2 separate regions of the Homo sapiens genome follow, and region 2 is linked to region 1. A link is an interaction called in ENCODE POLR2A ChIA-PET data of the cell type or tissue named here. Cell type or tissue: HepG2. All regions are shown on one strand. Each heading gives the region's core, and the rest is flanking DNA. Links, peaks and the distances in the headings are about the cores only.

Evidence for each region. Peaks named below come from ENCODE experiments on the same cell type or tissue, not always from the same donor. Only the 100,000 strongest peaks of a DNase experiment are listed, where the experiment ranks them.
Region 2: POLR2A ChIA-PET joins it to region 1 with 10 read pairs; 2 of 35 experiments call an interaction of 5 or more read pairs at or near these places.

Annotation. Positions count from the first base shown.
Region 1 is chr20:10,380,576-10,383,496 of GRCh38, forward strand. No RefSeq gene overlaps it. Among named protein-coding and RNA genes, the nearest start is that of MKKS, 52 kb to the right of the region's middle. In HepG2, for the core only: a CTCF peak has its summit at 1,121 (motif pointing left); a DNase peak (open chromatin) is centred at 1,127.
Region 2 is chr20:10,462,372-10,465,292 of GRCh38, forward strand. The region is part of intron 2 of SLX4IP (SLX4 interacting protein); the gene reads left to right. Among named protein-coding and RNA genes, the nearest start is that of SLX4IP, 29 kb to the left of the region's middle. In HepG2, for the core only: no CTCF peak of the experiment used is centred there; a DNase peak (open chromatin) is centred at 1,370.

The DNA.
Region 1 (2,921 bases), core at 183-2,682:
GTGAGATGATTAACATGGCCACTCAACAATTTAAAAGAAAAAGAGCTTTTCTAGTACTAAATCATAGGACTTGGATAAATTACTACTGTTGTCTTGTGAAAGCAAAATATTTTACACTTTTCAAATATATACAGGAATAGAGGATAGAGTATAATGAGCCCTCAGGTACCACTCATGCAGTATCAACATTTATAGCTGATCTTGTTTTTTCCACAACCCACATAAATCCTCATTCCCCTCACTAGATGATTTAAAGCAAATCCCAAACATATTTCATTTGCAAAAACTTCAGTACACACACACACACACACACACACACACACACACCTTTTAAAGACCACAATACCATTACTAATATTAATTGATGAAAATAATTTAATATTATCAAATAGTGAATCTACTATCATTTTCCTCATTGTCTCATGTTTTTTTGTTGTTTAATTTTTTATTCAGGATCCAGAGACTATATGTTGCATTTGATTACTGTATCTCTTGAGTCTCTTTTAATCAGTAGACTTCCCACCCTGTCTATCTTTTCTCCCAACAAAAAGAAACAGGCAGAAAAATTAAAATGAGCTGGGCGCAGTGACTCAATCCTGTAATCTCAGCACTTTGGAAGGTGGAGCGGATCACCTGAGGTCAGGAGTTCGAGACCAGCCTGGCCAACATGGCAAAACCCTGTGTCTACTAGAAATACAAGAATTAGCCAGGTGTGGTGGCAGGCACCTGTAATCCCAGCTACTCGAGAGGCTGAGGCAGGAGAATCGCTTGAACCCGGGAGGTGGAGGTTGCCTTTAGCCGAGATCTCTGAGCCAAGCCTGGGAGACAGAGCAAGATTCCTTCTCAAAAAAAAAAGTAACAAGTTGACTTTAGTACTATAATTCTATTAGGATTCACATTTACTATTGTGCAAATACAGTTTCTTCACAGAATTGAAAAACTAGTATTTCCATCAAACTCTATGTCCCACCAGAAGTCCACTCTGAAATGGAATTATATCACTATCCCATTAATAAATTGTTCTATCAGCAAATATTTATTGAGGGCTTACTATGTTCGACACTGTGCTCAGCACATTACACTAATTATTTCACTCAATTCCCACAGCACCCTCATGTGGTAGCTATTCCCATTTTACAGATGATAAAACGGAGGCACATAGAAGTTAGGTAATTTGTCCAGTGTCAATCATTAGGAATTGAGAGAATTGGGGCTGAAATGAAGTTTATTTAACATCAAATCCATGCTTTTTTTTTTTTTTTTTTTTTTGAGACAGGTTCTCCATCTGCTGCCCAGGCTGGAGTGCAGTGGCGCAATCATGGCTCACTATAGCCAAAACCTCCTGGGCTCAAGTGATCTTCCTGCCTCAGCCTCCCAAGTAGCTGGGACTACAGTCGTGCACCACCACACCTGGCTAACTTTTGTATTTTTTGTGGAGATGGAGTCTCACTGTGTTACACAGGCCAGTTCTGAACTCCTGAACGCAAGGGACCTGCCCGCCTTGGCCTCCCGAAGTGTTTGGATTACAGGCCTGAGCCACTAAGCCCCGCCTGTTAAATCCATGCTCTTAATGATAACATTGTTCTGGGAGCCTAAGCATTTAGAAAATACTCCAGTATTAGAGAGTAAGGGGATGCCACCATTCAGATCTGACTGCTGTTTTTTTCAGTAATGTTTCCCTTATGAGGGAGGCAGAAAAGTTAAATGACATGAGTGACAGCATCCAGTAGCTGATAAGCAGCAGAGCCAAGTCTTCTCACTCTAGGCTCTTGTTTCCACCATGTAAAATTATAATAAAGATTTGGGGTTTTTTTATTTCTTAAATTTTCGATCATCTTTTAAAGTATTTCTTATTCTTGGAAGCTGCAGAAGTAAAACAATATTCAAATAAGTAAAATTGTTCAGTGATTATTTTATATGAATTCTTTGAGCTGGAAGTGTTTTTAGACATTTTAGCACCACTAGTTTGAAACAAAATCATCTTTTAAAGGTGAGTTCAACAGGAAAGGCAGCTGACCCAAAAGGGTGAATTACTCAGAGTTATAGCTTTAGGCCTTAAGTTAGCATTGTTAGTCCTTGTAGAAGTTTGGTATATATTGGGCCAGGGGCCATGGCTTACGCCTCTAATCCCAGCACTTTGGGAGGCCGAAGCAGGCAGATCACTTGAGGTCAAGACTTCAATACCAGCCTGGCCAACATGGTGAAACCCCGTCTCTACTGAGATTACAAAAATTAACTGGGTGTGGTGGTGTATGCCTGTAATCCCAGCTACTCGGGAGGCTGAGACTGGAGAATTGCTTGAACCCAGGAGGTGGAGGTTGCAGTGAGCTGAGATCGTGCCATTGCACTCCAGCCTGGGTGACAAAGTGAGACTCTGTTTCAGGAAAAAAAAAAAAAAAAAAGTTTGGTGTATATTTTTTCTAAACTGGGCAAGGCAATTACTGTTCACCTCTAAGACTCAGCCCAAATACTATTTCCTGGGCGACCTTGCTTTGACTGACCCTTTTTTGCCCAGATAGAATCAGTTACAACCTCACATTCTTTCTCCTGGCAGCTTGAACATGCATGTAACCCACAGCTTCACCACAGCACTTATCACATGGTACTGTGCCAGATGTTAAAGTGTCTGCCCGTGACCCCCACCAGGCTGATCGTTTTTTGAAAGCTACCTTTTTTGCTCTTTTATCATCTGTCCCCCATGTGCAATGCACAGGAGGTACTAAATAGTTTCTGAATGAATGAAATAAATACAACGAGTCCTTGCTTCAGTATTCATGTAATGGTCCTAATCTCTATAATACAAGGGCAAGGAGTATGTACAGTTGGGATGGAGTGGAGAGAGAAGTGAACAAACTCAGGTCCCTATCTATGAGGCAACATAGTCTGACAATTGCTGCAAACCAGACCAAACACAGGCAAAG
Region 2 (2,921 bases), core at 210-2,709, 82 kb after region 1:
GCTAAGGTATATCATCCTAAAATTTCAGAACACTGGGAATTTAGAGAAGAACTTAAAAAGCAAACAGATTACAGACAGAGAATCAAGAATCAGAACACCCTTCTCAACAGCAATAACTAGGAGACAGTAGAACAATACCTTTAATATTTTAGGAAAAATGGTTTCCAACCAAGAATTCCCTTTACAGCCCAACTTTCAGTCACATGGTAGAATAGAGACATTTATTTTTAGGATGCAGAATGTAGAAAACACTTCCCTTCTGATGCACACTGTTTTAGAAAGGATGTGGTCTTCCAAAATAGGGGAATAAACAGAGAAAGAATCAGATATGGGATCCAGGAAATAGGGAACCAGTCAGATGAGGGCCTAACCAAATTCCTTGATGATTACTGTGTATTTTGCCTAGAAAGTGTAAGGGTGGAAAGGGTATGATCCTTTCTTCCCCATCATGGAGGGTCACAGTCAGCACTCCTGTAACAAAAGAATAAGTTAACTAAGGAAAGCATAACAAATTTATTATGTGCACACAAGTGCATGGGAGTCATACAAAATATGAACACTCAAAAGCTGGATGTGATGGCATATGCCTGTAGTCCCAGCCATTTGGGGAGGCTGAGGCAGAAGATTTGCTTGAGCCCAGGAGTTTGAGTTCAGCCTGGGCAACATAGAGAGACCCTGTCTCTAAAAACAACAACAACAAGAAAAGAAAACCCAAAGAGCCAGACGGTTGACCCTTAATACCCTCTTCGTTGGGGAGAGGGAACTGGGAGATATAGGGGTAACTGATTTTTAGGGGAAATGAATGGACTCGAGAGACAGAAATTAACTTGTAAATGATTCTCTTTAGAATTTGAATGAGCCGAGAAGCAGATAATACCTAGTTGAAATGCCTGTCCACTGTGTGGTTGCATTCTTTAGTCTTCTCTGCTATAGATAATTTCAGGGAATATGGAAGGCAATTGTGTTCCTCTTTGGGTATCCAGTTTCTGGGCAGATAATAGAGCTTCAGCGGAGAGCCTCATCTTGTGCTTTGGGAGAGATAACGGATTGAGAGGAGGAGGGGAGGAGGTCAGAGAGACCTTGCTGCTGCTTTTTTAGTTTAGCATGTCAAAGTGTTATATTTCTGGGTATTGGTTTCTGAACTGCAACCAAAGTAACCAGTCCTATTGGAAGAAGACAGAGGGTTCCATGAAAGATTTCTTCAACAAAAAATGAAATGAATAAAATACATCATGTATTTAAATGCATTGAGAAGAGATTTTTTTAGGCCTGTCAGGTAGCATGGGAATGATTTAGTCATAGGAATATAGAAAACTAAACAAAAGAAAAATGATGCAACCCTCAGTTCTCAGTAAACAAAAGATTGTGCAAGATAGGAAATTAAGCATAGTATACTACGTGGCTCAACTTTTTGTTCTTCTTGTTATAGAGATGGGGTCTTGCCCTGTTGCTCAGGCTGGAATGCAGTGGCACAGTCATAACTCACTGCGGCCTTGAACTCCTAGGCTCAAGTGATCCTCCTGCATGGTTCAGCTTTGAACAGAGGTTACATTTCATAATATTGTGAACTCCAAGTTTTGGAAGGCTGGGGAAGGAAACATGTGGGAGGGCAGGTATAAGGATTAAGTCTTCATTTTCCACATAAAGTATATAAAACTGAAATAATAAGACATTCGTAGGATAAACATAGTGTTTAGAAATATGTTGGCAAATTACCAGATCAAAAAGCTAAGTTTCAGTGTGGTTGCCCATGGTGAGTGAGAGTTGGAGTGAGAGAGGGGGCTGGATGAGGCAGAAGAGGCCATTTTGTTTTTTTGTTTGTTTGTTTGTTTGAAAGATGGGGTCTCCTTATGCTGCCCAGTCTGATCTTGAACTACTGGGCTCAAACAATCCTCCTGCCTCAGCCTCCTGAGTAGCTGGGACTACAGATGTGCACCACTACACCCAGCTTGAGACCTCACTTTGATATGTCGTTTTAATATGTGTCTATGCATTAATATAAAAATTAAGTGCATAAATAAAATGTAGGCTGCGTACAGTGGTTCACATCTGTAATCCCTGCATTTTGGAAGGCCCAGGAGGGAGGATCACTTGAGGCCAGGAGTTAGAGACCAGCAGCCTGAGTAACATAGTGAGACCCCATCTCTAAATTAAAAACAATAATAATAAATAACATTTAAAAGGAATTAATTAACTTATGCAAATTTTTCACATAGATGCAGCCACTTTTGACTGGGTTGAAAAGTACTTGGTTAGAGCAGGGTTTCAAAGTAACAGAAAAATTGATGAACACCAAATAGTTTGACACTTCATCTGGGTTGTTTATTCTAAGACTGCCCTTGGAATGGCATTAATTATTCATGCAAACGACTTACCCATCTGACCTTCCTGCATATGAATACTTTTTTTTTGTTTTTAAGGGCTGTGGTTCTGGCCTTGAATTCTTTTTTTTAATCACTATTTTTTAGAGACAGGATCTCGTTATGTTGCACAGGCTGAACATGAACTCCTGGGCTCAAACTGTCCTCCCGACTTGGCCTCCTACGTAGCTGGGACTACAGGCGGCACTGCCACCGCACAGCTGGCTCTTGAACTCTTTCAAGAGTTGAAGACTCTTCTGAGGCCAGACTTCCAGGAAATGGCAGTAGTGCATGAGATGTAGGAATCCTTGGAAGTATAACTTTCAGGGTCTATAGACTTCTGGGCTACTGCAGCTTCTAGCAGGGAGGTATGTCCTGTACTTCAGTGAGTGACTCTTATTTTAACTGAAAGAAGTGGTAGCAGCAGGCGCATCTCCCCAAGGCTTCATAGCAATCTTAAACCCAAGCTTTGCACCCACCCCAGTGTTTTAAAATTTCCAAAATAATAAACTCTTTAGGGTAGGGAAAAGATCTAGACCAGAGATCTGCAAATTACAGCCC